Regions from separate parts of the Homo sapiens genome. Here region 1 is linked to region 2. A link is an interaction called in ENCODE POLR2A ChIA-PET data of the cell type or tissue named here. Cell type or tissue: PC-9. All regions are shown on one strand. Each heading gives the region's core, and the rest is flanking DNA. Links, peaks and the distances in the headings are about the cores only. Region 1 has its middle 14 kb from the start of FABP6. Region 2 has its middle 21 kb from the start of FABP6-AS1.

Region 1 (5,369 bases), core at 177-5,176, 55 kb after region 2:
TAAGCCTGTATTGTTATAAACTCACAGATTCATAGACTATGGAAAAGCAGGACCTCAGCTCTCAACTAGTTTAAACACTGTATTTCACAGACGTGGAAACTGAGGCTCAGAGAGGAAAAGAAATTCATCCAAAGTCACACAGCAGAGAGTGAGTGAGTCTCTGAGAGTAGTAATGCGGGTGTGGGCTTCACTCACTGATGGAGCTACAGTTTCTCAGTGTGGGTAAATGGAGTAAGGTGAGCTGGAGAAAAGCACCTATGTCACTGGCATCTTGGCAGGGAGGATTCCTCAGCCAGAAGAGCCGGTGGTTAAGAGCTTTGACTCTGGGCTGGGTGTGGTGGCTCACACCTGTAATCCCAGCACTTTGGGAGGCTGAGACAGGAGGATCGTTTGAGCCCAGGAGTTCGAGAACATAAGGAGACTTCATCTCTACAAAAAAATTAAAACATTAGCTGGGCATGGTGGCACATGCCTGTGGTCCCAGCTACTTGGGGGGCTGTGGTGGGAGGATAGAATGGGCCCGGGAAAGTCACGGCTGCAGTGAGCCATGATTGCACCACTGCATTCCAGCCTGGGCGACAGAGAGAGACCCGGTCTCAAAAAAAAGAGCTCTGGGGCCAGGCACGGTGGCTCACACCTGTAATCCCAGCACTTTGGGAGGGTGAGGCAGGTGGATCACCTGAGGTCAGGAGTTAGAGACCAGCCTGGCCAACACAGTGAAACCCCATCTCTACTAAAAATACAAAAATTAGCCAAGTGTGGTAGCGCGTGCCTGTAATCTCAGCTACTTGGGAGGCTGAGGCAGGAGAATCACTTGAACCCAGGAGGTGGAGGCTGCAGTGAGCCGAGATGTGCCATCACACTCCAGCCTGGATGACAGAACGAGACTCCATCTCAAAAAAAAAAAAAAAAATAGAGCTTTGGTTTTGGAGTCACATTACCAGGATTTGAATCTTTTCTTTATCACCTAGAAGCTGTGTCACCTTGGGGTAAGTTCATCCATTTCTCTGAGCCTCAGTTTCCTCACCTGTAAATGGGAATAACAACTGTACTTACCTAATGGACTTGCTACAAAGTCACTCAATGTTAGTTTCTACCATCACCTCCATCATCACAACCATCACTCTCAGGTCAATGCAATCAAAGGGTTAGGAGTGCCTCTGTCACTAACTTGTGAGTCACTGGACCTCTCTGAGCCTCATCTTGGTCATGTGTAAAATGAATTAGTAAGACCTTCCCTTCCTCGGTCACAGAGGAGTTACAAGGATAAAGGGTAAAAATCCTTGCTTTGGGAGGCCAAGGCGGGCAGACCATTGAGCCAGAAGTTCAAGACCAGCCTGGGCAACATGGCGAAACCCCATCTCTACAAAAAATACAAAAGTTAGCCGGGCGTGGTAGCACATGCCTTTAGTCCCAGCTACTTGGGAGGATGAGGTGGGACAATCACCTGAGCCCGAGGAGGTCGAGGCTGCAGCGGCCATCATTACACCACTGCATTGTTGCCTGGGTGACAGAGTGAAATCCTGTTTCAAAACAAAATTTTTTTTTTATTTATCCATGCTCATGACTCCCAGAAAGTTAGATTGGCTTCATTATTTGCTGCACTGTGCAAGATGCTGGAAAGACTCCCCATTCCACAGACCTGGTTCAGGTGCCCTTTACCACAGGCTCTCCATGACCTTCACCCTGACATTTGGGAGTCATCTTTCCCACTGTGCCAGGGCACCTGCCTCCCTCCTGGCAAGCTCCTTTAGTGAACTTGGGAGCTACTCATAGCATCTTTAAAGATCACCACTAGGGCCGGGCGCAGTGGCTTATGCTTGTAATCCAAGCACTTTGGGAGACTGAGGTGGGCAGATCGCTTGAGCTCAGGAGTTTGAGACCAGCCTGGACAACATGGTGAAACCCTGTCTCTACAAAACATGCAAAAAATTTAGCTGGGCTTGGTGGTGGGCATCTTTAGTCCCAGCTACTTGGGAGGCTGAGGTGGGAGGATGGTTTGAGCCCAGGAGGCAGAGGTTGCAGTGCGCTGAGATCGTGCCACTGCACTCCAGCCTGGGGGACAGAGTCAGACAATGTCTTAAAATAAATAAATAAATAAATAAATAAATAAATAAATAAATAAATAAATGAAAGAAGATCACCATTAGGTGGCACTCTGCCACCTGCCTGTCATTCCTTGGATACCTGATGTGTTTGGGGGGAAGGAGCAGTGAAATCTTGAGTGATTGGGCCTTTGTGTGGCTGTGTGTCACCCAGGGTGACATGGCATGGCGAGATCTTCAGCCTCCACAATCCTCAGTATCGTCATCTAGGCAATGGTGATAATCCAACTAGCTCATGGTGGCGTTGTGAGGACAAAAGAGGAGTAAGGATAAGAGCATGAGGAAAGTGCCAAAGACAGGGCCTGCCACATAGTAAGCGTGTACAAAGGAGCTATTAAGGGCTCTTCTTCTTCTTTTTTTTTTTTTTTTTTTTTTTGAGACGGAGTCTTGCTGTGTTGCCCAGGCTGGAGTGCAGTGGCACAATCTCGGCTCACTGCAAGCTCCGCCTCCCGGGTTCACGCCATTCTGCTGCCTCAGCCTCCAGCTGGGACAACAGGTGCCCGCCACCACGCCCGGCTTTTATTTTATTTTACTTTTTGTATTTTTAGTACAGACAGGGTTTCACCGTGTTAGCCAGGATGGTCTTGATCTCCTGACCTTGTGATCCGTCCGCCTTGGCCTCCCAAAGTGCTGGGATTACAGGCGTGAGCCACTGCGCCCGGCCAGGGCTCTTCTTGAAACGTCTACTGGTGAGAACTGGCACATACAGGGTAGGGCTTCAGAGCAGGGAGCAGTGTCCAAGCCTGGCTGTGCACGAGCCTCTCCTGGGAAACCTCCCATCTCAGACCTGCTGGACCTGACTCTAGGTAAGAAGACCATGGACTGCCACTGGGATGTGCTCCCCTGCCAGGTATGACCTGGGAGACCATTCCAGTCCCACCCTCTCATTTACAGATGGAGAAACTGAGCTCTAGAAAAGGGAAATGACCTGCCTAAGTCCACACAGTTGGGAGCAGCAGAAGGCCTGACTTCCCAGATGTCCTGCCTGTGTGTCTCTGATAAGGGCAGGGGCCTAGAACCAGCCAGAGCTGGCCCAGCAGAAGCCTGGCCACTTGAATTCTTCCTTTGAAGTGGGAGCTGGGTTGGGGGGAGGTGCAGCTGTCTCACCTGAGCCCTAAAGAAGAGGGGGTCCACTTATTTCCAGTGTTCCTTGTGGAACTCACTGCTGAATGATAATACCACGTGTTCCAGGCTTCCTTACCATACACCTGAACCACAGACTAGGTTGGCAGCCTTCCCCTTAAAATGAGGAGACAGAGGTTCAGAATGGAGTGATGGCTATCGTCAAGACCAGACACACTCAGACCTCTCACCTCTCAGGCTCTGCATTCTTGTCTAGATTGCACTTCTTCTTTTTTTTTTTTTTTTTAGACAGAGTTTCACTCTTATTACCCAGGCTGGAGTGCAGTGGCGCCATCTCCACTCACTGCAACCTCTGCCTCCCTGGTTCAAGTGATTATCCTGCCTCAGCCTCCCAAGTAGCTGGGATTACAGGTGCCTGCCACCATGCCTGGCTAATTTTTTGTATTTTTAGTAGAGAGAGGGTTTCATGTTGGCCAGGCTGGTCTCGCACTCCTGATCTCAGGTGATCCACCTGCCTCGGCCTCCCAAAGTGCTGGGATTACAGGCGTGAGCCACTGCACCCAGCCTAGATTCCACTCTAACTTAAAATGTTTTATTGGCTTCCTATTTGTTAAAATGTTTTAAATTTAATTTAAAAAATTTTTTAAAAAAATAATTTCCTAGAAAGCACAGATTCCCAGTTTCTCTGGAAACATGGAGCTTACATCTCTGAAAGATAATACCAGGTAGGGGCTGGGTGCGGTGGCTCACGCCTGTAATCCCAGCACTTTGGGAAGCCGAGGCAGGTGGATCACGAGGTCAGGAGATTGAGACCATCCTGGCTAACAAGGTGAAACCCTGTCACTACTAAAATTACAAAAAAATTAGCAGGGCGTGGCAGCGTGCGCCTGTAGTCCCAGCTGCTGGGGAGCCGAAGGCAGGAGAATGGCGTGAACCCAGGAGGCGGAGCTTGCAGTGAGCCGAGATTGCGCCGCTGCATTCCAGCCTGGGTGACAGAGCAAGACTCCGTCTCAAAAAAAAACAAAAGAAAAAAAAAAAAGAAAGATAATACCAGGTAGGAGCTGAGTAGACATCATATCCTTTAGGGAAACACTGGCTTTATAGCTCAACACAGTCCCCACCACCTCGCACTGTCAGTCATCCAGCTGTATTTGCACACTTACGGTACCTACCTGGCCCTGGCGGGCATTTGGACCTGAGACACCTACCAAATGCTTTGGTGTCTTCTTCTGAAATTCGGTTCACAAGGGTTTACTCTGAGGAACAGATCCTGGTTCATGAGAGCTGCTAAGATTCTCTTCCAGGCACCTGGTGCCAGGGATTGCCTCAGAAATACAAGGATGCTGGTTGCTGGCAAGGAGGAGGGCAGCTCTTTGGGCTGCTTGACAAGCTGGATGGTGCCTGGAACTGGTCTGAGCCAGCACTGAGGCAGGTCCCCTCCTGGGGGAAGCTCTGGGGAGGCCCCAAGCCTGGTCCCAGGTCTTCACCTTCACAGATGGGGCTGGGAGCTCAGGGAGCCCCTCCCAGATCTAAGCATGTTAGAAGCAGACAGATGGAGCCGCAAATCTTGTTAGCCGGTGGCAGATGTGCAAGGAGCTACGGTTCTGTGTCTGCTGGTGAGCATGCTCTGAGAACCCCGGCCATGAATCAGGAGTGTGAACGCCAGGCAACTCTTTGCTTTTATGAACCCACGTCCATTGTTCTGTCCTAGTGGGGTGTTCCCTACCAGGTGAGTGGATGGCCAGCTGGGCCAGCCACGGAGACTTTACCTCTTGCACTCCGAAGCCACTGGGTCAGGAGCACAGGATGCTGGGGCGTGGGGTTGAACTGTGGCTCCTTCACTGCCGCTGCTGTCCTTAGGCAAATAACCTCTCTGTGCCCTTATTTTCTGATCTGTAAAACACAGCTAATAATACTTCCTATTTTGTAGGGTTACTAGGATGGCTGTAGGAAATAATATGAGCAAATGCCTGAAATACAACAGTAAGTACTTAATAAATGTTAGCTGTGATGACTACTGCCACCACCACCAGGAGCTATTATTATATGGGGTGGTGGGAGGGGAGGTAGTTTAGGCACAGCCATCAAATCAGGTAAACAAATTAATTCGGTCATTTCAGATGGTTTGAATACCATGAAGAAAATCAACAGCTAATGAGAGAATGACTAGGGTTGTTACAG
Region 2 (5,369 bases), core at 48-5,047:
AATAAACAGTAACTTCTCTTAGAAGCAAAATTTATTCAAAGACCTGTGCTAACATTCTTAGAAATCTGCTAGCCATAATAAAGAAATCAATGTACTTTGTGTTCTTAGCACCCACATTTTAGCCTAGATATTTGCCCTGGCGTGCTTATACTGATCCAAGCAAGCAGTAGGTCATAGCCTGTTCCTCTTCCTTATTCGGAGGTGTTTTTACCTTTCTCAGCATTCCACAGGTTGCTTCCTCCTTCCTTTGTTCTCCTCTGCCTTTGCCTCTTTCGGAAAGTTCTAAATGACTAGCCAATCGGGACAAGTATAGAATGTGAGGTACCCTTCCAGCCAACGGAAACTGGACACAGCAGTAGGGTGGATGCATCAGGTTATAAATGACCCTGTCTCCTTTGTTCGTGTGTGCTCTTGCGAGAATTACTGATAGTGATGGCACCCTTTCTGCAGAAAGTAAACTAGCCTTGCTGAGAGATCCTTTGTTTTTTATGACACCAAGCACCTGTTCCCAACACCAGTGAGGGCCACCTCCAAGAAGCTGGCAAAAGAGAGGAACAAGAAGAGTTGTGGGCAGGAAAGATTGATGTAATGAACCCACAGGTGGTAATGTGTTTGGAAGAAGGGAGGAGAAAGGGATTGCAAGAGCCAGGTGTGGTGGCTCACACCTGTAAGCTCAACACTCTGGGAGGCCGAGGAGGGCGGATCACTTGAGCTCAGGAGTTTGAGACCAGTCTGGGCAACATGGTGAGATCCCGTCTGTACCAAAAATACAAAAACTTAGCTGGGCCTGGTGGTGCCCATCGGTGGTCCCAGCTACTTGGGAGGTTGAGGTGGAAGTTAAGCTGGAGAGTGGGGCATTAGGGGGGTGGGGGTTGCAGTGAGCCGAGATTGGGCCACTGCACTCTAACCTGGGTGACATAGTGAAAAAAAAAAAAAGATTGCAAGAGAGTGAACTGACCTCCCAGGCCCTGATCTACAGGGTGTGTGAGAAAATTAAAAACAGGTGGCACCGGCCTGTAGTCCCAGCTACTCAGGAGAAAGAGGCGGGAGGATCGCTTGAGCCCAGGAGGCTGGGTAGAGCCTGCAGAGAGCTATGATTACACTACTGCACTCCAGGCTGGGTGACCCTGTTTCCAACAACAACAGCGACAACAAAACAGATTACTTTGAAGGGACTAGAAGGAGGACACAGGGTCCTGGAGGAAGGCAGCTGGCAAGTTACAGAGCAGAAAGGTGAAGGGACTGTCCAGGGAAGAGGGGAGGCTCCAGAAGTTATCCTTGAGGAACCAACAGCACGGGGTGGGGGTTGGGGGGGAGCTCATGGAAGGGTGGGGAAACTGGGGAAAGGGAAAACTCGAGTCAGATCAGGAGTAGAGCCCTGACTTGGGGGAACAAGGGTGCAGGTGATGGAAGCTGGGAGCTGTGGGAAGCTTGAGCCTGTAGTGCTGAAGGGTCTACCCATTCCATCAACAGTTCCTCTCCAGCAACTGTTCTGAGCTGCACCCTTAAAAATATTTGCTATTATTTATTTATTTATTTATTTATTTTTTGAGACAGTTTCGCTCTTGCTGCCCAGGCTGGAGTGCAATGGCGCTATCTCGGCTAACCACAACCTCCGCCTCCCGAGTTCAAGCGATTCTTCTGCCTCAGCCTCCCAAGTAGCTGGGATTACAGGCATGCACCACCATGCCAGGTTAATTTTGTATTTTTAGTAGAGGCAGGGTTTCTCCATGTTGGTCAGGCTGGTCTAGAACTCCCGACTTCAGGTGATCCACCCGCCTCGGCCTCCCAAAGTGTTGAGATTACAGACGTGAGCCACTGAGACCCCGGCCTGCTAATATTTTTTATTTCTCCAGGCTACAAGAGAGGGAATCTCCTGAATTCCTCTGGGGCAGCCCTCCCAATTCACCCGGGAGAAAAGCAGGCAGGGGCCGGGCTAGGATTCCAGAGGGGCGGGAAGCCCTGGTGGAATGGGGTAGCTGGAGCCAAGCACCCCAGGAATGCCCTCCCGGCCTCTCCTCCCGATTCCTTATCAGCTACAAGCTCGAGTTTCCTCAGCCACACGCGATCAAATGCTGCTTCAGAGCTCTAGGAAGCTGGGTGTGTCTTCTGTGCTTTGTAAAAAAGAAACGAAAAAAACATTAGCAAATCCCCAGCCCAGGTAGCCGGCTGGCTGAGGGCGGACTCTTGGAACTGGGCGGTGGGAGGTGGGGGACGGGGGAGGGATTGGGGGGCCCTTGCTCCAAAGCCAAAGAGCGGGAAACAGGAACTGCAGGGAGGCCACTCCGCAGGCGCCTCCCCTTTCCCGCTGGGGAGAGGCCGCCGCCGCGCGGCGCTCGGCCTGCACCGACCCTCCGGGGACCCCGCTAAACGGAGGAGACCCCAGGCCCGGAGGTGTCGCCCCTGGGCTGCGACCCCCGACTTTGGCCGGCTTCTCCCTGCGGAGAAGGAGGCAGCGCCGGGACCGGGCTGTTAGCCACGTGCTGGGTGGCCTTGGGCAGATTGCCTCCTGTCTCTGGGCCTCAGATTTTCTCATCTAAAAAGAGGGGGCTGGACTCATTTCTGCAAGGCCCCTCCCGGTTGGAGCGGTTCCCTGCAATTCCCTTCCTTCTCTGAACTTGAAACTCTTCCCTCCCCCATCCCCTTGGGGTGGCCCCTGGATTATCTGGGTGGTGCTTATCCAGTCTGCCGCCTTGAGAGAAAATGTTGCCCTGCAGCTGTGATTTACAGCAGGGCTCTGCACCCTTTTTCTTTTTTTGTTTTTCTTTATTTTCCCTCCTTCTTTCCTTTTTACATCTAGAGTACACACTTTATGCACCCTTTTCCTATAAAGGGTCAGAGAGTAAATACTTCGGGTTTTGCAGGCCACACTCTCTGTCACAGCTATTCAACTCCGTCATTGTAGCCAAGGCAGCCATGGATAAGACATAAACGAGTGGGCATGATGTGTTTCCATGAAGCTTTGTTTATTGCAGCTGACATTTGGATTCTCACAGGTCAAGAAATCGTATTTTACTTATTATTTATTTTTTTTCTGAGACAAGAGTTTCACTCTTGTTGCCCAGGCTGGAGTGCAATGGCAGGATATCGGTTCACTGCAACCTCCACTTCCCAGGTTCAAGTGATTCTCCTGCCTCAGCCTCCCTAGTAGCTGGGATTACAGGCGCCCACCACCACACCCGGCTAATTTTGTGTATTTTTAGTAGAGATGGGGTTTCACCATGTTGGCCAGGCTGGTCTCAAACTCCTGACCTCAGGTGATCCACCCACCTCAGTCTCCCAAAGTGTTGGAATTACAGGCATGAGCCACCGCGTCAGGCCAAGAAATTGTATTCTTCTTTTTATTTTTTTCAGCCTTTTAAACCTTGGCTGGGTGCAGTGGCTCATGTCTGTAATTCCAGCACTTTGGGAGGCTAAGGCAGGAGGATCTATTGAGCCCAGGAATTGGAGACCAGCCTGGGACAACGTAGAGAGACCCTATCTCTACAAAAAATTAAAACATTAAAAAAATTTTAAGATATACTACTGACATACCTCAGAGCATAGTTGTGGGAATGAAGTGAGAATACAGATGAAGCTATCGCATAAAGGATATTATTCTTTGGGAAGTTGTTGGTATGTATGCTCAGCAGAAGATGTGGACTTAGAGATTTGGATGGTGTCTTGCTGGCCATCCACTCCCAAAATTTCGTGAGCAAAGGCACTGTGTGTGCCCACTGTGCAATAGCTCATTTAATTATCTCAGGCATAGGAGATAAAAATGACATATTCCTACTTTACAGGAGCTCAGAGCCAAGGTTTGAACTGGCTGTATTAGATCTGCCTTCAGAGCCCCTACTCATCTTCCTCCTTTCTCTCTGAACAAACTTGCCTCTGAACAAACTTGGAGTTGCTTATCTATCCAGCAACAAGACCTTAAACAGAACGCTATTTTTCTGGACATCTATAACCTCTTTGGTCAAGGGACAAGAATTAACACCTTCTATGTGCAACTGTCATCGTGTCGTAGCTTTTTTATTTTTATTTTTGAGACGGAGTTTTGCTCTTGTTGCCCAGGCTGGAATGCAATGGTGAGATCTCGGCTCACCGCAACCTCCACCTCCCGGGTTCAAGTGATTCTCCTCCCTTAGCCTCCCGAGTAGCTGGGATTACAGGCATGCACCACCACGTCCAGCTAAGTTTGTATTTTTAGTGGAGACGAGGTTTCTCCATGTTGGTCAGGCTGGTCTCGAACTCCCGACCTCAGGCGATCTGCCCACCTTGGCCTCCCAAAGTGCTGGGATTACAGGTGTGAGCCACCACGCCCAGCCTGTGTCTCAGTTTTACAGAAGAGAAAACTGAGGCTTGAGATTAAAGTAAGGATTGAAATCTAGGCCTGCCTGACCCCAAAACTGAGCTCTTTCTACTGGGAATAGCTTCAGAGTAACCAGTTGCATGGGCCCTAAGTCTAGGAGCCCTTGAGAACTCCTCCCTTCCCTTAACCTATGTCCATTATACTGGCAAGTTGTTTTGATTCATCCATGAAAATATATCCTGAATCTATTTTGGGGCTAGAGGGAAACCATAGAATGCTTTGGAAGTTATTGTGATCTTTTAAAAATGCAAATCAGGCCGGGCACGGTGGCTCATGCCCATAATCCCAGCACTTTCGGAGGCCGAGGCGGGCGGATCATGAAGTCAGGAGATCAAGACCATCCTGGCTAACACAGTGAAACCCCATCTCTACTAAACATGAAAAAAAAAAAATTAGCCAGCGTGGTGTACTCAGGAGGCAGAAGAATCGCTTGAACCCAGGAGGCAGAGGTTGCAGTGAGCTGAGATCATGCCACCGCACTCCAGCCTAGGCAACAAGAGCAAGACTCCATCTGGAAAAAAAAAAAAAAAAGCAAATCAGATCATGCCACATCCCTGCCTAGAGGCTTGGAAGATTTCCTTGTTTACTTGGAATAAAACCCCAAACCTGGCCAGGAGCAGTGGCTCATGCCTGTAATCCTAGCACTTTGAGAGGCCAAGGTGGGTGGATCACCTGAGGTCAGGAGTTCGAGACCAGCCTGGCCAACATGGTGACACCCCGTCTTTACTAAAAATACAAAAAATTAGCCAGGCATGGTGGCGGGCGCCTACAGTCCCAGCTACTCAGGAGGCTGAGGCAGGAGAATCGCTTGAAACCGGGAGGCAGAGGCTGCAGTGAGCCAAGATCATGCCATTGCACTCCAGCCTGGGCAACAAGAGTGAAACTCCATCTCAAACAAACAAACCCCAAACCTTACCTTACTAGGGCTCTGTGCCACCTAGACCCTGCCCATCTCTCTACTGTGTTCCCCTCTCATGCCCTCATTCCTTTTGCTTCAGCGTCAATGGCTTTCTTT

What was found. Peaks named below come from ENCODE experiments on the same cell type or tissue, not always from the same donor. Only the 100,000 strongest peaks of a DNase experiment are listed, where the experiment ranks them.
Region 1: POLR2A ChIA-PET joins it to region 2 with 5 read pairs; 6 of 35 experiments call an interaction of 5 or more read pairs at or near these places.

What each region holds. Positions count from the first base shown.
Region 1 is chr5:160,241,162-160,246,530 of GRCh38, forward strand. No RefSeq gene overlaps it. Among named protein-coding and RNA genes, the nearest start is that of FABP6, 14 kb to the left of the region's middle. In PC-9, for the core only: a CTCF peak has its summit at 2,225; a DNase peak (open chromatin) is centred at 2,200.
Region 2 is chr5:160,186,222-160,191,590 of GRCh38, forward strand. It overlaps a transcript of FABP6 not described here. Among named protein-coding and RNA genes, the nearest start is that of FABP6-AS1, 21 kb to the right of the region's middle. RefSeq lists a silencer at 2,257-2,356. In PC-9, for the core only: no CTCF peak of the experiment used is centred there; DNase peaks (open chromatin) are centred at 2,060 and 2,590; H3K4me3 peaks cover 954 bases; H3K27ac peaks cover 379 bases.